Regions from separate parts of the Homo sapiens genome. Here region 2 is linked to region 1. A link is a loop called in an ENCODE intact Hi-C map of the cell type or tissue named here. Cell type or tissue: PC-3. All regions are shown on one strand. Links, peaks and the distances in the headings refer to the core of each region. The heading gives the core; the rest is flanking DNA. Region 1 overlaps EGF (epidermal growth factor). Region 2 has its middle 29 kb from the start of PANCR.

Region 1 (12,297 bases), core at 2,691-10,690:
CAAAAGCACAGTTACAGGAAAGCTACTTTCTGGGAATTCACTGTGAGATGGGAGCTGGGGAGTAGGGGTAATAATGTGGGAAGGACCCCAAACATTGCCTTTGCTCCTCCATAACCTCTCTGTAATAGCTCTTCCCTAAGGATTCAATCCTCCATGGACCTGCCATGTATTCCAGTCTCTTCCACAATATATACCACAAATAATGCCAACAGCACACACTGAATCAGTCCTTAACTCTGACAGGTTTCTAGAAATGGAAATTCCCTTAACTGATTCAAGAATGTGTAGCCTGTTTCAAGACTGCCCTCTAGTGTTCCAAGATCAATTACTGAAGTGGATGATTTATGAAACATCTTGAATTTCCCAAACCTCTGTGCTTTTCGGAAAATATCTAGGATTGTCAGATAAAATAAAGAACCCAGTTAAATTTAATTTTGAATTTAAATTTGAACTTTCAGTATAAGTATGAATTTAACTAGGCATCCTATATTTTTATTTGTTAAATCTGGCAACTATTTTGCTACTGAAATTTGGGGAGTTGAAATGTGTGTGAGAAAAGAAATATTAAGAAAATAAAAGAAATATTAAGAAATATTAAGAAAATTAAGAAAATTGAGTGCAGTGGCTCATGCCTGCAATTCCAGCACTTTGAGAGGCCCGGGCAGGTGGATTGCTTGAGCCCAAGAGTTTGAGACCAGCCTGGGAAACATGGTGAAACTCTGTCTCTACAAAAAATACAAAAATTAGCTGGGCGTGGCGGTGTGTGCCGGTAGTCCCAGCTATTTGGGAGGCTGAGCTGGGAGGATTGTTTGAGCCCAGGAGTTCGAGGCTGCAGTGAGCAGTGAGTGGTTGGATTACTGCACTCCAGCCTGGGCAACAGAGCAAGATCCTGTCCAAAAAAAAAAAAAAAAAAAAAAAAGACAGAGAAAAAGAAAAAGAAAAGAAAGAAAGAAAGAAAATAAATTAGAAGCACAATCTTGGGTTTTTAAGACATGTATCTGGAATGTATTAACTAAAAATATGGAAAGCCTTCACATAACACATACAAATCTAAGTTATAGAAAGAATCTACATGAAAGAAAAAAATTCCAAAAATTTATTGTGCCATTAAATTATGGCATTATTATAACTCATCTGATTCCTTTAGTTAACAACACAGTTCCCCCACCCTCCCACCCAGGACCTCCCTAGCTGATGTGGTCTTGGCTAACACTGACACCAGCTGGAAGCTATAACTGATTCCAGTCATTCTGAACTCAGTGAAAAAATAGAAAAAATGAATAGGGGTTAATATCAAGCCAATTCCTTGCTTCATCTGCTTTGGTCACATTACCCAAGGTTGAGGGCAAGAGGACATCCCATCCTCAGTGTCAGCAGGCCTGCGACTCCTCACATCTCTGCTCGACTCCTCATAAGGATTCTTTGGGTTTTTCGATAGCAGCTTCTGAGTCCTGTGATAAAGCCAAAATTTGAGACAATCTCACAACAAAACAAAATACTCAGCCCACTCAGTGATGATCAGGGACAACTAACTGCTTTTGCTACTAAAATTTAAGTACTTGTGTGGGAGAGAAGAAATATGAAGATAACTAGGAACATAACTTTAGATGTTTAAGGCAGTCTTTTCTGCAGAACTCAAAATGCTTTCCAGACAGTGTTTCACTCTTTCCAAGGTTCTGTGAGGTAGAGGGTGTGTGTGTGTTTGTGTGTGTGTGTGTGTGTGTGTGTGTGTGTGTGTGTATGTATGCCCATGTATGTTGGGGGGAATAGCCTTGCATTCATTCATTCACAGGTATCTATTGAGTACTAACTATACCCCAGGCACTGTCCTAGTACTGATGATATAGCAATGAAAAAACAACTAATTTTGCAGGGAGGAGTGGGGCAGTCTGTGGAAAAAATATCTCAGCAACTGTGTGAGGCAGACTATGTTAGCTCCATTTACAAGTGAAGCCATTGGGGCTTGGAAATGGCAGTGACTCACCTAAGGCACACAGCTACCAAGGGTAGTGTAAGAAGTCGGTCATGATGACACAAAGCCTAGGCTGCTCTTACTGGCCCACTGCAATCTCTCACTCATAAAGAAATTAGAGGCAAAGACAGAAGGAGTGGATGACCCAAGATAAGAAAATCTCATAGTGGCTAAGCCAGGAAATACACTAGGTATCTTGCTTCCAAATCCAGTTTTTTAGAGTACTGTCTTGTTTGACATTCAACGCTAAGTCTATACACGGCGTCATTCACTAGGGGTGGGGGTGGGGAGATTTAGCATGGAGATGGATCCCCATCCTCAAAGCAGTAGCCCCTAGAGCAGTGCATCTGTGAGACTCCACAATAACGCCACTGTCCTGGGGCAGATAGGCAGCTTAATTGCCTCTAGGAATGCAACCCTCTGTCAAAAGCCCTACCTGGACGTTCCAGGAAGAGTGATAAGGATAGGAGGGGCTGCTGTGAATCTGGCATCACAGACAGTACCAAGAGATGGTGTGGGTTATTATGTGTTTTAATCAAAGGCTTCAAGGAAAAAAATTGAAACAAGTGGCTAATATAAACAATTCCAAAGTTGCAAAGGTACAACGTTATAATTTGTACCAGTCAGAATGGCTATTAATAAAAAGTCAAGAAAAAAAAGATGCTCATGAAATTTTGGAGAAAAGGAAACACTTATACACTGTTGGAGAGAGAGGAAATTATTTCAATCATTATGGAAAGCGGTACGGTGATGCTTCAAAGAGTTAACTGCAGAACTACCATTTGACCCAGCAATTCCATTACTGGGTATATACCCAGAGGAATATAAATCATTCTACCATAAAGACACATGGATGTCAATGATCACAGCAGCACTGTTCGCAATGGCAAAGACACGGAATCAACCTAAATGCCCATCAATGACAGACTGGATAAAGAAAATATGGCACATACACACCATGGAATACTATGCAACCATAAAAAGGAATGAGATCATGTCTTTTGTAGGAACATGGATGGAGCTGGAGGCTATTATTCTTAGCAAACTAACACAGGAACAGAAAACCAAATATCACATATTCTAACTTCTAAGTGGGAGCTAAATGATGGGAACTCAGGAACACAAAGAAAGGAACAACAGACACTGGGGGCTACCTGAGGGTGGAGGGTGGGAGGAGGAACAGGAGCAGAAAACATAACCGTTGGGTACTGGGCTTAATACCTGGGTGATGAAATAATCTGTACAACAAACCCCAGTGACACAAGTTTACCTGTGTAACAAACCTTTACATATACCCCTGAACCTAAAATAAAAGTTAAAAAAAAACCCACAAAAAAACAAAGTTATACTTTGTGATGAAATACTTCCTGTTGATTTTCTTACAAGGGAGTCCTTCCAAGAAATCACATGTTTTAAACTAATAAGATTAGAATACTTGAAAAATTTATTTAGTTTCACAAACATTAGTCTTTTTTGTTTTGTTTTGTTTTTGAGACAGAATCTCGCTTTGTCACCCAGGCTGGAGAGCAGTGGTGCAATCACGGCTTACTGTAATCACTGCCTCCCTGGCTCAAGCGATCCTCCCACCTTAGCCTCCCAAGTAGGTGGTACTATAGCTGTGTGCCACCATGCCTGGGTAATTTTTTGTAATTTTAGTAGAGGCAGGGTTTTGCCATGGTGCCCAGGTTGGTTTGAACTCCTGGGCTCAAGCAATCTGCCTGTCTTGGCCTCCCAAAATGCTGGGATTATAGACACGAGCCACCACACCCAGCACACAAACAATTAATCCTTTGAGAGACACAGAAGACAAACGGTATCAAACAAGCTAGACAAGACAGGCAAGGAATGGTATAAGGGAGGAAATAACTGATTTTAACCCTTTAAAGAAAAACAGTTAGCATGTCTAACTTAAAAACTCAATGTTAGAGCTGTATTTGTTGGTACAGTTGAGTATGACATGGCAACATTTAGACTAGCAGTTTTAATTTGATCTTGTCAGAATTGATCTATAGTGCAAACGTAGTTATGCACATAGCTGAAACTTTGCGGAGAGGTAAGCAGGTACACTGATCAGAATTGTTAGGTAAATAACCATAGATTCACTCAGGAAGAATTGTACAACTCTGGATGCATTTCAGTGAAGAGAAAAAGAAAGGGTTCTGATGAGCTTTCTTTTTGAAGGAATAGTCCTTTCACTTCTGATTTTTGGAGTATGAGAGTCTGAGGTTGAAGATACTCTTATATGTATGTAAAGTCTATAGTCATCTTTCAGCTGAGCTGGTCTTTGAATTCCAAGTTTAAAAAGCCAGCAATTTGCCGTTAGCTTTCAATCCAGATCTCTGAAAAATGCCAACAGAACATAAGACATACTATATCATAACACAACAAATAGGAAAAAACACTTAATAATTATGGCACGCATGAACTTAAGTTTCTAGTTTCCATTTTTTTTTCCTGCCCTTTGGCAATGATCCAATGGGATGAACCATTGATCATTCAATATTCTTTCTACACATATCCAAGATATTGATTACACACCAGGCTAAAAATTACAATGTTATTGATGGACTACTGAATTAAAATGTCAAGTTTGTGCCTAAGAATCTTGTCTCTCAAGAGGTGGTAGAAAAGGGCTTAGAGCATATGACTCTTTTGGGGGAAGGTTACAGTTCATAAAAAATCAAAATAACAGATAGCATTTATTAATTCCTATATGCCAGACTTACACTAAAGCCTTTACTTAGGTTAACCCAATTAATCTCACAATAACCCTTGAGATAAGTACTATTCTTGTTCCTACTTTATAGTAAAGGAAATTAATGAATACAGAGGTTAGGACACATGTCTGGTGTTATTTAGACACTAACTTGGATTTGAACCTGTATAATCTGATTCCAGAGCCTGTGCTCTTAACCACTACACTAGGCTATAGCAGGATCTCTGATAAGTACATCTTGGCTGATATGTTGAATTTTCCAGAACACAAGACAGTTGCCACTTGAGTGGTTGTGTAGTACCCATAAATGTGGTTAAATTTTTATCTACAGATGGTGGCAGATATTTTGTACATCTCAGAGAATTGGGACCTATTAGTCAAGTGGGTCTTAGGTCCTCCAGCCATGAAATGATAAGATTGAACTAGATAATTCCATAAAGTCCCCTTCAGCCCTAAAGTTTTATGACTCACTGATTTTGTACAACACAAACTATAACCGTACATAAAATGCTTTTCAATATTGATGATAATAGAGGAAGCTGTCCTACTTTCTAAGAAAACAGAAAATGAGCAGTGTGATGCCTGTGCCTGCACCCTAATGTAGTGTTAGTTTTAAAGAATTAAATGTATAAATGTTATTGTCTACAGTTTTTAATTGTTAACTTGAAATTATTAAAAGCACAAAATCTGAGGACCAGAAATTTCCTTCCAAATTAGGGAAGATATTGATTTTCTTTTATGACAGTTAATATTTTGTGGAAAATCAACTCAATGGAAGGCAGCAATGAAAAATTATAGTTATGCAGGCTATGGGGGGAGCATATAATATTAAACAAAGAGAGTGGAACGCAAAACCATATTGTGATTGATAAATAACACATATACTATGAAGGTGTATGGACAATGACTGGAATGGAACAAGGAAAACGTAAAAGCACTGATGTTTCAGAGCAATGAAATCCTGAGCTAACAGTAAAAATTGTACTGTTATTTCACCTTTTTTTTTTTTTTTTTTTTGACACGGAGTCTCGCTCTATCGCCCATGCTGGAGTGGAGTGGCATGATCTTGGCTCACTGCAACCCCTGCCTCCCAAGTTCAAGTAATTCTCATGCCTCAGCCTCCCGAGTAGCTGAGATTACTGGTGTGCATCACTACGCCTGTTACTTTTTGCCTTTTTAGTGGAGACGGGGTTTCACCATGTTGGCCAGGCTGGTCTCGAACTTCTGACCTCAAGTGATCTGCCTGCCTCGGCCTCCCAAAGTGCTGGGATTGCAGGCATGGGTCACTGCACCCAGCCTATTTCACGTTTTAAATGTAGTATGTAGAGGTACTATTTCATACATCTCATCTCAAGGAGACAGGCATTCCCCTGGGAGGTCTTAGAAAGAGGTTTCCAGTACCAAAGGAAAGACAGGGTCACCTGTAGTAGTGGGCCCCCCACAGGCTCAGGAGGAGCAGCATGACAAGCACCACCACGCAGACAGCCACCACGATGACCTTCTGCTGCTGCCCGTGGCCAGCGTGGCGCAGTTCCCACCACTTCAGGTCTCGGTACTGACATCGCTCCCCGATGTAGCCAACAACACAGCTGTGACAACACACAAACAGAGGTCATCAGAGATGCCTGGCCAAAAACGCTGATAGTTTTGACACTCAGTATTCAGCTGTCTCTCAACCTCTGCATTTCCAGACTCAGCTCTTTAGAAACATATAGAAAATCCATCAGGGGTCAGTTGAAAGCGCTATGATTTACAAGTTAATGCAGCATGGACTTCTCCCTTTCGTCTGTTTGCTCTGGGATTTATGGGGGATTATTTGCATACTGCCTCTATAAGGCATTACAGGACATTGATTAAAGATCAGTTTCTGTTAGGCTAAAATCCTGAGGAGCCACCTTTTAAAACCAACACAAAGCAACTCTGCCCTAAGAGCCAAGGGAGTTTTGGAAACAAATGTTTGGCCAGATTGCAATGAGTATAGGTGAAAGGAAAGGAGAATTTGAAGGCAGAGTTCCTCACTTGAAACCAGGCTATAAAAGAAGAATGTGTACAGTTTCTAAACAGAACACATAACCTAGTCTGCAGAGAAAACTTTTTTCCTTTAAAAAAAAAAATCACTACTAGTGCAAGGGAAGACCCAGTACAACATACATACAGGCATTTGCCTATTTTCTTCAATGAGAGAAAAAGCTATATGGAGGAAAAAGGGACGTTCACCTACAAACACCCTGCTGTCCCATTAGTGAAACTGTCACTAGAGTGAACTGCTGAACTTTTTTGAAGTAAATGAAGCAATGCTGCCATCTACTGGGAATGTGCATTTCTAGAAACAATTAAGATCTCAGGTAAACATCTGTATTCTATTATCCTTTGCAAAAGCATCAACTTTGAAAAACATCCTATTAAACACTCTGTAATGCCCACTTATTAAAAATTCCTCCCTTTGGTCCCTGGATCAACTATTTATTCATCCATGTCCCCACTTTATTCCAAAAGGACTTAACGGAATAAAAATACAGAGAACTGACACCAGTGCCCATAGTGAGAAGAGGCAGCATGGAAAAAACACTGGACAAAGCTCCAGAAGATCTGGGCTCTAGGCCTGTCTCTACCTTTAGCTGGTCAGAGGGACTGGGCAACTCACTCACAGAGGAAGGAGGGAAATGGATTAGTACTTGTTAACCATCTTGTGTGTTTGACATCCTGCTAGGCACTTTTACTTATTTTATTTTTGGTGGCATATTCCTGTATTATGGATAAGGAAACTGAGGCTCAAGGAGTTTGTACAACGTCACACAGCTATGAGTGACAGGTTTGACTCCAATGGTTCTCTGATTTCAAAGCCTATGTTCTTTCCACTATACCATGCTGCTTCCAAAAAGAGTTTTATGCTCTATTCACCTCTGAAAAGCTATCTTCTGGAACTAACCATGCAAGAGATATCAGGATCTGAGTGCAAAAGCATAAAGGACCATCATTCTTGCAGGCTTTCTTGGATGCTGTTTTAATTCTAGCTATCTTTGGTTACAGCCATTTACTATCAATGCCTAGCAGCACCACTTTTAAACTGTTGGATGTTAATGGGCCACACCTCTGATCCTTTCAGAAAGTCTGGGGTCTTGAGGAATATGTCAGTCCCTTAGCCAAGAGTCCTGGAGATCCAAGTCAGCTGCAATAGTAGAGCCTCACTGAGTCTTATAAGGCCCAGAATAGTCATTCAGCATTTTCCAGGGTGGGAGGAGGACACAGGATACTAGTTCTTTGGTTATGAATTAGTTCTTCTGTTAAACCAAACAAAAGATTCTGTGGCCAAATAAGTTTGCCTTTCCATAGCCAAATAATTTTGAGACATTCTAGACTCAATACAGATAAACAAGGCTTATTTTATTTTATTTTATTTTTTTATGGACAGGGTCTCACTCTGTCTCCCAGGCTGGAGTGCAGTGGTGCCATCACAACTCATTGCAATCTCAGCTTCCTGGGCTCAAGCGATTCTCCCACCTCAGCCTCCCAAGTAGCTGGAAATACAGATGTGTACCACCATACCTGGCTAACTTTGGGAGGCCCAGGCGGGCGGATCACGAGGTCAGGAGATGGAGACCATCCTGGCTAACACGGTGAAACCCCATCTCTACTAAAAATATAAAAAATGGTGGCAGGTGCCTGTAGTCCCAGCTAGTCTGGAGGCTGAGGCAGGAGAATGGCGTGAATCCGGGAGGCGGAGCTTGCAGTGAGCTGAGATTGCGCCACTGCACTCCAGCCTGGGCGACAGAGCGAGACTCCATCACAAAAAAAAAGAAAAAAAAAATTTGGTAGAGATGGAGTCTCACCATGTTACCCGGGCTGGTAAACAAGACTTTTTAATGTGTTGTGGTATATACTATGAATCAAGAATTGAGGGCTAGACAGAAGATTAGAAATTATGGTTTGGGAGTTACGCAGCTGGAGGCTACAAGATTCTGAACCTCCCTATACTGCTCCTAAGATCAATGCTTGAGATATTCTGTAGACCCTGCACTTGATGGATCAGCTGACACCACCCGGATCAATTAACTGGCTCATCTGAAGTTATGGCCCCCACCCAGGAACTGACTCAGCGCAAGAAGACAGCTTCAACTCTCTGTGATTTCATCCCTGACCCATCAGCACTCCTGGCTCACTGGCTTCCCCTAACCCACCAAGCTGTCCTTAAAAACTCTGCTCCCCGAATGCTCAGGGAAACCAATTTGAGTAATAATAAGACGATGGTCTCCTGAAAAAAAAAAATTGAGGGTAGAGTATGATGCATCTCTCAACGTGATTTGACCATACAGCCTGTTTTTAAAAAGCATTTCACAGGACTGATGTTGGGGGGTCTTGGTCTAAAGAAGACCTGTTCAGAAGGGTGTTTGGCTGAAAGACAGAATGAACGAGGACCTCCTCTGAGCCCAGAAGGTTTGGAGCCTCCTGAGCATCTCCAAACCAGGAAATCTTCGAGGAATACCTTGGGCATGGAGACTCCCAACTCTCACTTCCTCTGCATCACCCCGGGGGCACCCTGTGGTTTCTTGTGGCTGAGGGGAACTTCCAGTTCCTCTAAGAAAGGAAGAAAGAGCTGGCTCTTCCAAAACCTGCTTACAGCATGAAGAGCACTCTGTACAGAATGACACCTGCCTAGGAAGTGTTTCTAATAAAAGTTGGATGGGTAAAGCACTTCCTAGAGACTTGTTATTAAGGAATTAATAAAAGATAAGGTGAGGTCATCAGGGCAGGAGGAGGCAAGGGTTGAATAGTTAATTAAACCACATTTTTATTAAATATACAATTTAAAAACAAGGTTATGATCCAGATTACTGTGAACTCTGGTAATATTTTAAATATTGCTTTAGGTTCAAGGTCCTTCAATTTGAGTCTTATCTCCAGTTTGTCATTTGTAGCAACTCATGTTTAAAACATTATCAGAGAAATATGATATTTTCATCAGGATTTAATGACAGAAAGAAAAGCAGTGTGTTAAAGAGTTCATCAATCATTTAATAAATGGATGTTATCAGATCCAAATGAAAACATTGTTCTAAATGCAGTATGTAACCCTGTAGTACCCTTTATATTATTATAATGATTTTTATAGTCTAAAGTATCATGGAGGAAAACAACCATGACCTAATACATTCGGACATTTATTTTTGTAATTTCATTATTTGGGATGATCAGAAACAATGAACAGGCAAAACCAATTAGATTCTTAACATTAAAACTAGCAATAACTATTGCAAATACCCAATTTATCATAGGTTAGGAAATTATAGCATGTAAATATGAATATGAAAACAGAATTCTATAAGGACTGAGTCATTTTTACTAGTATTCATGAGCAATTTTTCACTATTTTTGTCATGCGGACATGATTTCTAGTGCAAGGCCATACACTTTGTCACAGAATATAGCTTACTCTTCCACAAATTTAGTTATTCTGTTCATTATTACTGATGAAATAAGAGAAGACTTTAAGGTTATAGTAGCTATTTGTGAGGATCAGACTATTTCATCACCCCTCCCTCAGGCACAGAGAAAATTATCAATGGATCAGGAGCCTGACCCTGGGAGACGTATTAGTTTTTTGGTATCTATCAGTTTCCTCCTATTGCCTTGAAAATATGAAATGAATTAAAAGTAAAATTTGAGGCAGAACTGGCTATTGTGGGTTTGGGTTTTGTTAAAGGGTCCACAGGAAAGGTTTTCGGAGTGAGCACAGTGGGAATGTCTCATAGTTTTAGGGCTTCCTCAAATCTCCTTTCCAGGTTGACACGTTACCCACTGTGAAACCCTTATGGGGGCAAAAAGGGAGCAAAAAGCAGCAGCTGCAGTATCAGCAATTGTTACTGAACAACAAAATGTAAAAGTCAACTGTTAGGAAGTGAAGAAAAAATATACATATGATTAGTTTTGAAGAAAAATATTTTTGGACTCTGGCAAGAAGTCCAGTGTGAATATGTACCAAACTTTTGTAAATCCAGAAACAGATCACGGATGCTCACACATAATATAAAGCACATTTGATGGAAAAAAAAAGTTTTAAGGAATTATCTCACAAACCTAAGTTTTTCAACCAGGATGAGACATTTAATCCCTAGACTATACTAGTAGTAACATCAAATTATTTCAGTAAAAGGGGAAATCACCAACTCCTTAGATTTATACTTATCACCGGTAACTAGAAGGGGGCATCGTGATACACAAGGAGCATGCAATGAAGTGCACACACGTGGTTCATATGTGTATGTTTATATTTTTCCAAAAGAACACCTAATTGCAGAAAAACATCCTGAGTGTAAATTTTACAAATTAGCTACAAGTTATGGACTGAATAGCATCTCTCTGTGCCATCAGCAAGACAGTTTAACTTACTTGCATGCATACTTGTCCAATGCTTCAATATACATGCACACACCATCATGGAGGCAGTACCCATCGTGGGACAGGGGACATTCAGAGTCACTATTTCTTACGGAATAGTGGTGGTCATCTTCCCTGAGGTGAGGGGGTGGAGTAGAGTCTAAAAGAACCCAAGACATTACTTTTACTTTCTGAATGGATTAGTGTCTTTCAAGTATCAATATGAGGAACTAGTTTCTGTGAATAGTTTGTGACATAAATCTTTTAGTGACAGAAGAACTACTAGAAGGGACAATAGTTTCACTTTCCTAGCTAGACCTTAGTCATTCACTATGAAACCAGCCGTTCTTCCTTTGGGCTCAGTATTATCTGATACATAAAGCATATTGGAGGCAGGTAAAAGAACACCCAGTCCTAAGTCGCCATGTGAATTCAGAGTCACTGATCTCATAAAAACAAACCTGTCACACACAAACATACACTAACCATGTGAAGTGACAGTTAGCTTCAAGGTCTCACTGAACAACTGGTAACTCTATGGTTTAAAACCTACCCATCAATGTGCAGTCCGTTACCTCCAATATCCTGGAGTCTCGAAAATTTTTTCTCACAGTGCTTTCTTCTAAAAACTAACCTTCAGAGGAGCCCTCAAGGACAAGACTGTAGCAACTCTGGCAGGAAGAAAATGTTCCCGTAACAGAGGGCATGCCAAAATATAATAGTAAAGTCTCTTTTATTGAATGGTTCACTGCTCCTTAAAAGGTAAACATGTGCAGCTGACTACATAAATATAAGCAGTTTTTCAGTACCTTTAAGAAGAGCAAATTATTTGAGAAAAATAATATGCTAAAAAAAAAAAAACAGAGACCAAGTAAGCACAGAATTTTTCTTCTTAGGATGTTTTCTGCTTATAGGGCTGACAGGCAAAAAGTGGGCAGTGATGGGAAAGACCCCCATCCTGGTCTCCAGGGTCTAGGTGAAGCCAGCTCCCCTTCTGGGGTGCTGATGGTGAGATGTTACTGCTGTTATGGGAAGAAGATTCAGGAAGCAGGAGTCAACCATTATGAATATTGAGAAAAGAAAGAGAAGAGAGCTGGAGTTCTAATTCAGAACAAGAAATACTGCCTTTTTAAAGTAATATTTTAAAATCCTTGAAAGTGATTTAAAATGCTGAGTCCAGACATTCTCACCGACCTGCCTAGCCCTGCAAAACTTATCCAGCAGCCCCACAAAT
Region 2 (12,297 bases), core at 2,407-10,406, 590 kb before region 1:
AGACTGGGTAATTTATGAAAAAAAGAGGTTTAATTGACTCACAGTTCTACAGGCTTAACAGGAAGTATGACTAGGAGACCTCAGGAAACCTACAATCATGGCAGAAAATGAAGGGGAGGCAAGCACATCTTACCATGGCAGAGCAGGAGGAAGAGAGTGATCAGGGAGGTGCTACACACTTTCAAAGAACCAGATTTCCTGAGAACTTCATCACAAGAACAGCAAGGGGGAAGTCCACCCCTATGATTCTATCACCTCCCACCCGGCCCTTCCTTCAACATGTGGGAATTACAATTAGACATGAAATTTGGGTGGGGACACAGAACCAAAGCATATCAATAATTTTGCCTAATGTAATAATATTTCCTTAAATAGAAATGTGGAAAATAAAGCCATAGTCTTTTACCAGTTGTCTTTGAAATTAAGAATCTTCTTAGTTTTACCACATAGAAACTGGGTTTAACATTTATGTAGAATATATATAAACGTTATACAAACATTTATGTGTTATCTATTGTGCACTGAAGATGAAGAGCCTGGTAATTGTAAAATATTTTGTTAATAGTTTCATTTTTCAAAGTAATTAAGACATTAATCCTATTTTCAGTAGAATAACTTATATGAAAATGCTGACTTTAAGTCCGAAGTAAACTTTTTTTGACATTATAGAGCCCCAGTGTTCTGAGCTCTTCCCCCAAGAGCCTGGCCCATATAAAAGCCCATTCTTCCATTGCTGTCTTGAAAAAAATCTTATGTTCAGGACTTTTTCTTATCATTGCTCCTTCAGGCTAAGCCTTATTTGTCCATCAGCTTTCTTTTTGTTTTATCTTAACAATATAGATTAAGTAGAAAAAAAATAAAGCAAAATATGCATAAAAACATTCATGTATTATGTATAATTGCCTTTCAAAACCTTAGTTACTATGCTAAGGTGTTTAGATTCTAGCTCAAAGTTTTTAAATTATTTGCTTTATAACTGAAAGGGAAAGTCTGTTTTTTTCACTTCTTATAAAGTACCTTCCTAGCCTATGAGCCTTTACCAGTCCCTGGGATCCACTGGGATTAACATTTATAAACTGCAAATACACAAAAAGCCAAGGGCCAAGGATTTCCAAATAGGTATAAATACGTTTTCCTTGCAATGGTAAAATGAGGTAATACAAATCATCATTAAGGAGAATGGAGAACTCTCATTTTCAATATATACTGCAATTAAATTAAGTTCCTCTAAAAACTCAATTGGTCTGAGTTTAGAATCTAAAATGCATAAGAAAGTAGATTTCTGATAATGATAGGAGGATCCTGCTTTTCATATTGGATGGCTATGTATGACTCAATGTTAAATATTAAAATACTAAAAAATTTAATGTATTTAGTTCCCTTTTTTGAAAGGGCTAGGGCTTCTAACTTCTAAAGCCACTTTAACATTATGTTTGTAGATTTAGTTTTAAGAATATTATAGCATAAACTAAGTAAAATGTTGCCAGAATGTTTTTCAATATGGAGTAAAATTTTTATTGATATGTACTTATTTTCTATAATGGGAACTAACCTCACATAATTTTAAAAGAAGATAAATTTTAAAGTATAAAATGAATGGATTTCTGTTTTCTCAACTGTCTCCATAAATTACATGCCAATATGAAAATCTCTCATTATTATAAGTATGTAGAACATTTATGAAATCCAATGTTCCTTTTCTTTGTCATAGTTTAAAGTTAGTTTTCACAGTACTTCACTTAAAAGAAAATTAATCCATCTCTGCTGTGTAATCCTTAGCCCTAATATATTTCAGTCATGGTTTTCCCTTTGTGGCTCTGATATTTACACTTTAATTCACAGTACAAAAATATGTGAAATGACACTATCAGTGCAACAAACGATATGCATTTCAATATTTTGGAATATAACTTCACAGAAACCTTGATACATTATTATATTTCACAAAAGCCTATGGTTAACTCAGTCTGTTATAACACTGTGGGACTATAAAATATTTTAGATGATATAATGAGGAAAGAAGATAGATTTAAGTGGAATACACTATTACCAGGGATTCATCAGTTACCTGCTCTCTTTCTGCCTTCCTAGGTAAAATCAAGATCAAAACCATCAATACAGTAGCACAAGTATTCAGATTGCATTTTTTTTGTTTTTGAGAAGGGTTTTAGGGAAAAGTTTGGGAAATGCAGTCTGAAGAACATCTAACCCATAGACATACAAACGAATAGTAGTAAATAGTTGGAACAAACGGAATTGACAATTTATATTCTGAATGTGTCTCATATGCTGGAAGACTAAAACTTTCTTTAACCTCTGAGCCCTTGTCATGGTTTCTCAGTGATTAAAAAAGGAGAAAAGCTACTCCTTTCAGTAAAGGACTTGAGGAAGCTTTTAAAAACATAGGTTTTTAAAAACATAAATGGAATTAATTAATTAGAAAACAATTATATTTTATAAGGATCATTAAATTGTGAGCCTAGATGGATCTTTACTTATCTTTGTATCCTCAGACCCTAACAGTATCCATCATTAGGTAGAAATTCACTAAATATGTATTGAATGAATTACTTTTAAAATAAAATAATACCATAATTTTTGAAAATTTAGCTTCTTTTGTATTTTTAGATTTGGCATTAATTCAATGATAATAACTCAAATTTTACTTTATTTTCAAAGGCCAAATCTATATCATTAAACATTAACATTTAACATCTAATCAAAACAATATAATTAGTCATACTTGTAACAATATTATTAATTGTATTAATTCCATATTAATTTTTACTTAAAAACATTTTCCTGGCAAAAACAAGAGTATGAAACATATCAAATAGGATGGAAATCTAAGTGAACTGTTGAGGTTGTCATAAATAGCTAGTAATAGAAATGTATAGCAGAAATGTGACTAGGCCTGAACATCTATCACTTAATTGGTTAACTACAATAAGTATCTTTATTCAATTGAGTCTGGAGTTTATTTGCATTTATGACCAGATGCTTGGAAACTAACTATTATTGCTGTGATTGTTGTTGAACTTTTAATGAATTACATGCTGCACCAATTTTAGCGGACCGTAATTTCTTCTCTAAAAGTACAAATGTGTGAAAATTACAACAAAATGGAAATGCTGACAGATGTTCAGCTAAAGTATCACTACCTTGGACTTATTCCATATTGTGTTTTCAAGCCCTGTTTTTCTCCTCAGATAGTTTAAGAAAACCTCTAAACAACTCTTGAAATGACAGTACATCTTCAATAAGATCTCTCATGAATTCTGCACATTTTAATTCTCAAATTATGTTAAATGTCTAGATCCACTCTAGGATGACTAAATATATAGAACTAAGTAATACAATTTACTAAAAAGAATTGCTCCCTCTAGTGAAGTCACAATATTATTTCATTTCCTGGCACTCCTGTACTGAGTAATTTAATAAATGTTATAAGTGATGATGACTATTATGTTGATGATAGTGGTCTGGCCTACTTTTGTGATATTAAATTTTAATGTTTTCTGTGCTTGAAAACAGGAAAGTTAATAATGGTTGATTACAGCTGTTTACTGGATATTTTAGAACATTACATTTAAAAACTCTGTGTTGAAAAAGTAATTTATTTCTAAAACTCTTGAGATTATTTCTGAAACACTATTGGTACTATGTGATGTTGAGGCCTATGACAAAGTTGACATTAGCAGAGTAAAGAGGGGAATTAATGCAATTGTCCTAATAATTAAAAGTGTTCTGGGGAAAGTAAGTTTAACTGGAAATCTAATTTTAGCCATAATGCCTATCTTTGCTCTGGTTACCATATACCTAAGAAAAATTAGACATTATCAATCTTATTCCTCTCTACTAGTCAGAAATATTGTGCAACTAATCATACAGATGTAAGATATTTGAAATTATTGGACTTGTATTTAAATTGCTGTTACAACACCTGAATATAAATCAAAATAGTGGGGCTGCTGTAAAAGGACAAGTATTATTTAATTCTCAATTTGTTAATGCAGATCTGGCCTTACTTCATTTTAAATCACAGGAAAGAGAAATCAAAATGGAAAAGTTATCCAGGTGATTACATTTATACAAGTGATTAACTTAAATGTGACAATAATAATAAAGAAGAACAAAACAAAATCAGTGAGGAGATTCACTTTTCCTTCCAAGTAGGACCGCATTTTCTGGGGAATTTGAATTACCTGGATAATTATTTCTGTACTCCACCACTTTGTCTGAAAAGGCAAAGCATTTTTACAATAATAGCCCGGTTACCAGTCCCATCAAGTTACTGTTTTTCTGTATCAATAATAATAGAGTAATTCCACCAAATTTTATGTAGTTTTCGCCTTCCAAGTGCTTAGCAAATATTAATTCATCAATGTAGCATTCCTATGAGGAGGTAAGAATTTTTAATAAAAAAATATAATCTAGATTAATTTACTTGAAAGCACACATGTAAGAGAAGCAGAGAAGCTCTAAAAAATTAAATGATTATATAAGGATATGAAAGAAGGCAATATTATTTTATGGTTCATTCTCTCTCCAAGTAATTTGAAGAGAAGCTCTTGGGAGTAACAGGCCCGTCAAGGTTTAAAAAGATTTTGTCTACAGTCTCGTCTTTCAAGTGAAGGAACAATTAGCAATATTTCCATGGAGACGTGACCAAGTCCCAGGCCAAGAACAACCCTCGCCCCAGGCACCCAGCCCAGGCCCTTCCTGGGGTTCACTGGACCCCGCCAAGAGCAGAAGCCTCGTGTCCCGCACGCTGGGCACCCGCATGAGGCTGCCTGTGGCTGCTCCGCAAGGTCCTCGAGGCAGAAATCTCGGTGGGCGGAACCCAGTTCGATGCTGTCAAGGCTGCCAGTCTCCTCCACACCTTCCCGGAGGCCTCCTCCTTTCCCTCCAAGGCCAAGTGCGCCATTTATTTTGAGAAGCCTGAGGCTTCGTCCTCGTCCTGGGGACCTTTCCGCGCACATCTCTTGCTCCTGCATCCTAGAGGGAACGGCGCTCTGACCTGGAGGAGGCACTAGCCCGACGCTGGACGCACGGAATCCTGAGAACAGGCGGGCTGGGAGCACTGGTGGGCCAGGGCTGCGGCGTCCCAGGCAGGGTCGGGCCTCGCCTTCGCTGCGTTCCCAAGCGAGGCCCTAGAGGAAGGGGCGGAGAGGGTGATCCTCTGAGGCTCCTGAGGACCGGGAAGGGTGTCCACACCCGGGAAAGGGAGGCTATTGTTTTGGCCTTTTACTATTCCACGCTTTCTCCAAAAGCCTGGTTAAAAGTCAAGGGAAGGGCCGGGTGCGGTAGGTCACGCCTGTAATCCCAGCACTTTGGGAGGCCAAGGTGGGCGGATCACGAGGTCAGGAGATCGAGACTATCCTGGCTAACAAGGTGAGACCCCATCTCTACTAAAAATACAAAAAATTAGCAGGGCGTGGTGGCGGGCGCCTGTAGTCCCAGCTACTCGGGAGTCTGAGGCAGGAGAATGGCGTGAACCCGGGAGGCGGAGGTTGCAGTGAGCCGAGATGGCGTCACTGCACTCCAGCCTGGCGACAGAGAGACACTCGTCAAAACAAACAAACAAAAAAGTCCAGGGAAGTGGTTGGTGGTAGGTAAAGTTCCTTGGTCTCTCTGATGGGGTGACTTCTATCCACCCTGAGTCACCCGTTTGTGTCCCAGCTTTCAGCAGTTTCCCCCCAGCTCCCTGGTACTGTCCGTTGTGAAAATTTGAAACGAAAAAAAATCTGCCCTTGGGTGTTCCTAAAACTTTCTGATTGTTTCTCTGGATAGTGGACAGCTGCCATGATAGGCAATCCTCACACCGTATCACGGCGTGTTGAGTTTATCCCAAGATAACAGCGTCTTTGTAGCAATAACTGATGAGGAAGAACATTTTATTTATTCATTTATTTTTAATTTCATAAGTGATGAGAAACCAAGGGTTTGGATGATAGAGTTCCGAGGAAGGAGAAACGCAGGTGTGTAAAACGAGACATTTGGCATATTCAGTGTTGGAGAAAGGTGCTCCTTTTGGAAAGATGAAGTTCAGGGAAATTCATTGTTTCTCAGGTATTTCTGTTTTCCTTAGGATATTTCTAGTTTTGATCACCCTCATTTAAGGAGACAGAAAAAGCTAAGTGAGAACTGAACTTCAGTTCATCAAATCTGTCTTCATTTAGGCTTCAGTCAATCCTTTGTTCTTTGAAAAAAAATCCTCCCCCACCACATCCTACCCCACCATGATATTATAATAGTCCAGCTAAACTACGTATAAAAAAGAATATAAATAAAATATAAGTATTAAGAACACTCAAAGCCGGGTGAAATTATTCATACTTGCAAAAGTTGATGAGCTAATTTGGCTCTGAGCTTGCTTAGAGCAAGCAGTAAAAAATAGAAGGCATTTTGGTTTCTGCAAGGCTACTTTGTAAAATCTTTGATCTGCCACTAGAGGCTGCTCTTAATTCTTAATATGTCAGGACTAATCCAGTGAGAAGTTTTTTTTCCTCACAGCCAGTAAGGAACTGGAGATTACTTTAGAAGCTGCATTTCTTTGCTGTTATTTGATGTCTTTTTCCCGCGAACCGTTCTTTTTCCCTCCCTCTCTCTCTTCCCTCCCTTCCTTCCTTCCCTCCTTCCTTCCTTCTTTCTTTCTTTCTTGGGAGAGGCAGAATGGCACTACGTCAGTTCTGTTTGATTTTGGCTTGCATCCAAATAGAAAATAAAGACACTCTTAGTTTGGGCTTACGCTTTTGTATTTCAGCACAGTACATAGGCTTACGGTGTTTTTGGTTGCCGTTACCAAATTTTCCTTTTTGCAATTTGAAAGACAGCCTGATCAACATAGTGAAACCCTGTCTCTACTAAAAATACAAAAAAAAAAAAATTATACAGGTGTGGGGGCGGTCGCCTGTAATCCCAGCTATTCGGGAGGCTGAGGCAGGAGAATTGCTTGAACCCAGGAGGCGGAGGTTGCAGTGAGCTGAGATCACACCATTGAACTCCAGCCTGGGCAACAACAGCAAAACTCCATCTCAAAAAAAAAAAAAAAAAAAAAGGAACTCATTCAGAATTCAACAGCAACCAAGGAGTGAAGCTGAGAGCAGATCTGATTTGCGTGATGCCAAAGCTCACCTTCTTTTTAATTCATCACACTATAAGTTTAGCAAGGACGGGCCAGGTGTGGTGGCTCATGCCTGTAATCCCAGCATTTTGAGAGGCCAAGGGGGGCAGATCATGGGGTCAGGATATCGAGACCATCCTGGCTAACACGGTGAAACCCCATCTCTACTAAAAATACAAAAAATTAGCTGGGCATGTTGGCACATGCCTGTAGTCCCAGCTACTCAGGAGGCTGAGGCAGGAGGATCGCTTGAACCAGGGAGGCGGATGTTGCAGTGAGCCAAGATGGTGCCACTGCACTCCAGCCCGGGCGACAGAGTGAGACTCTGTCTCAAAAAAAAAAAAAAAAAAAAAAAAGAAGTTTAGCAAGGACAAAAGTATTATTAAGGAATCATCCATACATTTGATAGTTATTGAATTTTATTTTTATTAGCTAAAGTCTATACTTCATTCAGATTACCTTGGGTTTTATCTAATATCCTTTTTCTGTTCGAGGATCCCAACTACGACACCACATTACATTTAGTTGTTTTAGGGCTCCCTGGGTTCCTCTTGGTTGAAACAGTTTCTCACACTTTCACTTTTTTTTTTTTAATCTTGACAGTTTTGAGTAGTGGTCAGACATTTTGTAGAATGTTTCTCAATTGTGATTTGTCTGATATTTTTCTCATGATTAGTCTAGGGTTATGGGTTTGTGGAGGATGGCCACAGAAGTAAAGTGCCATCTTCATTATATCATATCAAGGGTACACGTCAATATGATTTGTCACTGTTAATGTTGATCTGGAACACCTGGCTGTGGTATTGTTTCTCAAGTTCTCCACTTTACTGTCATTTTGTGTAGAGATTACATGTCCCTTTTTTGTCCAGGCTGGTCTCGAACTCCTGAGCTCAGGTGATCCTCCCTCATTGGCCTCCCAGAGTGCTGGGATTATAGGCACGAACCACTGCACCTGGCCCAGATATCTTCCCCCCGCCACTCCCTTTTTTTATTGTATTTTTTGGGAGGAAGTCACTCTGCGCAGTCTGCTTTTATTTATTTATTTATTTATTTATTTATTTTATTTTATTTTTATTTTTTTGAGACGGAGTCTTGCTCTGTCGCCCAGGCTGGAGTGCAGTGGCACAATCTCGGCTCACTGCAAGCTCCGCCTCCCGGGTTCACGCCATTCTCCTGCCTCAGCCTCCCGAGTAGCTGGGACTACAGGTGCCTGCCACCACGCCCGGCTAATTTTTTGTATTTTTAGTAGAGACGGGGTTTCACCGTGTTAGTCAGGATGGTCGCGATCTCCTGACCTCGTGATCCGCCCGCCTCGGCCTCCCAAAGTGCTGGGATTACAGGCGTGAGCCACCGCGCCGGCCCACAGTCTGCTTTTAAGGAAGGGATAGCTATGCCTTACTTCCTTGAGGCAGAAGCAACTACATCACTTATTTGGACTTCTGCATAGGAGATTGTGTCTCCCATTTATTGATTTATACATTTATTTATATCACTATGGACTCATGGATATTTATTTTATAATTTGGGTTACAATTCAATACTATGTTATTTATTTTCTTGCCCCAGTTGGTCCAGCTTTGGCCACTGGGAGCTCTTTCAGTTGGCTTCTGTGTCCCTCTGACATACTCCAATCATGAAGTTCTTTTATTTTGCTTTGTTTGGTTTTTGAGCACTTCCTTGCTTTCTGATGCTATAAGATGCTACTGGCTCATCTTGTATATTTCCTGCCCCAGTCCTAGAATGAGCCATTTCTCCAAGGAGCCCTGGTTTCTTTTATGGGAGAATGGTGCTAAATGTGCTCCATACTACTGTGTCATTGCTTCTAGTGTTCGTCAACTGACAGAGCAAGGAAAAACATGTGTATATACTGACCCCTATATATACACATAGCTATAAATATCTCTATATGTGACCATTTGTCTCTACATTAAGCTAAGCATGAGTTAATACTGATGCCTTAAACTCTAATCCATTACCACATGGCTCATTCTAGCCTCCTTCCCTTGCTTGTCTGTAACCTCTCACTCCGGTAGTGTGAAACCTGGGTCCTGCCATCTTCTATTTGTGTAATTGTTCAATTCCACCATATATGTAGGGCAGATCAGAATTGTTAATCAATATTCCCATGGACAATAACAGTCAACTAAAGTACAGTGCTTATGTATAGTTTCTTTTGCACTCAATCTTGCAAATTTCATTCATTTTCATAGTTACAGAGGTCAGCACTTTTCCCCCGACCCCTTTAAATGAGGTTGTAAATGTACTTGTAATACAGTTAGTTTTGGTTACTTTTTGTATTTGATCTGGGACCCCCCCCCTAAAGCCCCTAAATGACTTTTTTTATTTGCACATATTAAGGTTTATTCCTGTGCTGTATATTCTCTAGGTTTTGACAAATGCTTAATGCCATGTATCCACCATCACAATATCATCCAGTAGTTTCATTGCCCTGAAATATCCCCTGTGCTTCACCTATTTACCTCTCCCCCAGCCTCAAGCCCCTGGCAGCCACTGATCTTTTTACCATCTCTATGGTTTTGCTTTCCAGAATTGTATATAGTTGGAATCATACAGCACATACCCTTTCAAACTGGCTTCTTTCACTTAGTAATAGTCTCTGAAGATTCATTCATGCCTTTTTATAAGTTGATAGCTCCTTTTATTGATGAATAATATTCCATTTTGTAGATTTATCATAGTTTGTTTTTCCATTCACTTATTGAAGGGCATTTTTGTTGCTTTCAGCTTTTGGCTATTATGCATAAATCTGCTATAGACATTCATATGCAGGTTTTTTTGTGGACATAAACTTTCAAATAAGCTAGGTAAATGGCTAGGAGTGCAATTGCTGGATCATATGGTAAGATTATGTTTAGCTTTGTTAGAAACATTGTCATCCAAAAAGTACCATTTTGTGTTCCCAGCACCAATGAGTAAGTTCCTGGCCAGGCGTGGTGGTTCATGCCTGTAATCCCAGCACTTTGGGAGGCCAAGGAGGGCAGATCACGAGGTCAGGAGTTTGAGACCAGCCTGGCCAATATGGCGAAACCTCATCTCTACTAAAAATACAAAAATTAGCCGGGCGTGGTGGCACACACTCGAAGTCCCAGCTACTCGGGAGGCTGAGACAGGAGAATTGCTTGAACCTGGGAGGCGGAGGTTGCAGTGAGCCGAGATTGCGTCATTGCACTTTGGCCTGGGTGACAGAGCAAGACTCTGTCTCAAAAAAAAAAAAAAAGTTTCTTCCTACTGCTCCACATCAATTGGTATTGCTAGTTTTTAAATTTTAGCCATTTAATAGGTTTGTAGTGATATGTCACTTTTCAATTTCCTAATGACAAATGATGGTGAGTATATTTTCATATGTTAATTTACCATCTACATATTTTAATCAGTAAACTGTCTTTCAGATCTTCATTGGTAAACAGTTTGTTCAGGCTTTTTTTTACTTTAATACATCAAAAGTTTACTTCTTATTTTTATTTATTTATTTTGAGACAGGGTCTCACTCTGTTGCTCAGGCTGGAGTACAGTTGTGCAATTAGGGCTTACTGCAGCCTCGACCTCCTGGGCTCAAGTGATACTCCCACCTCAGGCTGCCCTTGTCTCCCCACCCCCAGTAGCCGGGACTACAGGTATACACCACCACGCCCAGCTAATTTAAAAAAACGATTTTTTTTGTAGAGATGGGGTATCTCTGTGTTGCCCAGGCTAGTATGGAACTCCTGGGCTCAAGTGATTCTCCCGCTCAGCCTCCCAAACTGCTGGGAAAATGTTTACTTCTTACTCATGTTAAATGTCCATTGAGGTATGGTTGAGGGCTCTTTTTCACACATAACTGTTCTTCTCAAACTAGGCTGATGCAGCCACTATTTAGAACTTCGACAGTTGCTGTGCCAAAAGGAAAACAGAATATATTGAAGTTCTGTTTGCTCTGGAAGCTTTTGCTTAAGAAAGGCACATGATACTTACCCCTACATTTCAGTGATCAAACCAAGTACAGTGACCATGTCTGATTATTGCTTTGGGGAAATGCAATTCTACCATGGGCCCCAAAAAAGAGAAAACTTGTAAACAATCAAAAATTCATGAACAATCCTAGTGAATACTAGATACAGAACACAGATATAGATATAGCGGTAGATGAAAATGTATTCATATTTTTTCATTGTGATAAAATATACACATCTTTTGCCTATTTAAAAATTGGACTTCCTGCACTTTGGGAGGCCGAGGCGGGCAGATCACGAGGTCAGGAATTCGAGAGCAGCGTGGCCAAAACAGTGAAACCCCATCTCTGCTAAAAAAGACAAAAATTAGCCGGGCATGGTGGCAGGTGCCTGTAATCCCAGCTACTAGGGAGGCTGACACAGGAGAATCGCTTGAAACTGGAGGTGGAGGTTGCAGTGAGCCGAGATTGTGCCACTGCACTCCAGCCTGGGCGACAGAGCTAGACTCCATCTAAAAAAAAAAAAAAAAATTGGACATATTTTTTCTCCTTTCTGGATCTTAAGAATGCTTTGTGGCCAGGTGAGGTGGCTCACCTGTAATCCCAGCACTTTGGGAGGCAGAGGCAGGTGGATCACGAGGTCAGGAGATTGAGACCATCCTGGCTAACATGGTGAAATCCCGTCTCTACTAAAAATACAAAAAAAAAAAAATTAGCTGGGCATGGTGTCAGGAGCCTGTAGTCCCAGCTACTCAGGAGGCTGAGGCAGGAGAATGGCGTGAACTCGGGACGCAGAGCTTGCATTGAGCCGAGATCGTGCCACTGCACTTCAGCCTGGGCGACAGAGCGAGACTCCATCTCAAAAAACAAACAGACAAACAAAAAAGGAATGCTTTGTGTGTTTTTTATACAAGACCTTTATCAGATATGTGTCTTACAAATATTTTCTGAACAGTATCTTTCACAGAGCAGAAGTTTTTAATTTTAGTAAGTTCAACTTACCAGTTTTTTTATGGATTGTGCTTTTGGTGTTGTATATAAAAATTATCACCAAACCTAAGACTTTCTATATTTTCTTCTAGAAGTTTTATAGCTTTGCATTTTACATTTTGGCCTATGATCTATTTTGAGTTAATTTTTGTGAAGGCTTACATCAGTGTCTGCATTCAGTTTTTTTGCATGTGATGTCCAATTGTTCCCACACCATTTGCTACAAAGATGA

The links. Hi-C counts contacts between places; a loop is a spot of excess contacts. Peaks named below come from ENCODE experiments on the same cell type or tissue, not always from the same donor. Only the 100,000 strongest peaks of a DNase experiment are listed, where the experiment ranks them.
Region 2: it touches region 1 in a loop (9-fold over the local background); 7 of 110 quality-filtered maps call a loop at or near these places.

What each region holds. Positions count from the first base shown.
Region 1 is chr4:109,993,659-110,005,955 of GRCh38, reverse strand. EGF (epidermal growth factor) reads right to left here. Exons shown (of 24, transcript NM_001963.6): 20 at 11,076-11,223; 21 at 6,110-6,277; 22 at 1,334-1,451. Among named protein-coding and RNA genes, the nearest start is that of EGF, 87 kb to the right of the region's middle. RefSeq lists an enhancer at 11,169-11,458. In PC-3, for the core only: a CTCF peak has its summit at 6,985 (motif pointing left); a DNase peak (open chromatin) is centred at 6,975.
Region 2 is chr4:110,580,589-110,592,885 of GRCh38, reverse strand. No RefSeq gene overlaps it. Among named protein-coding and RNA genes, the nearest start is that of PANCR, 29 kb to the left of the region's middle. RefSeq lists a silencer at 4,679-4,973. In PC-3, for the core only: CTCF peaks have their summits at 3,402 and 6,471 (motif pointing right); no DNase peak of the experiment used is centred there; H3K4me3 peaks cover 392 bases.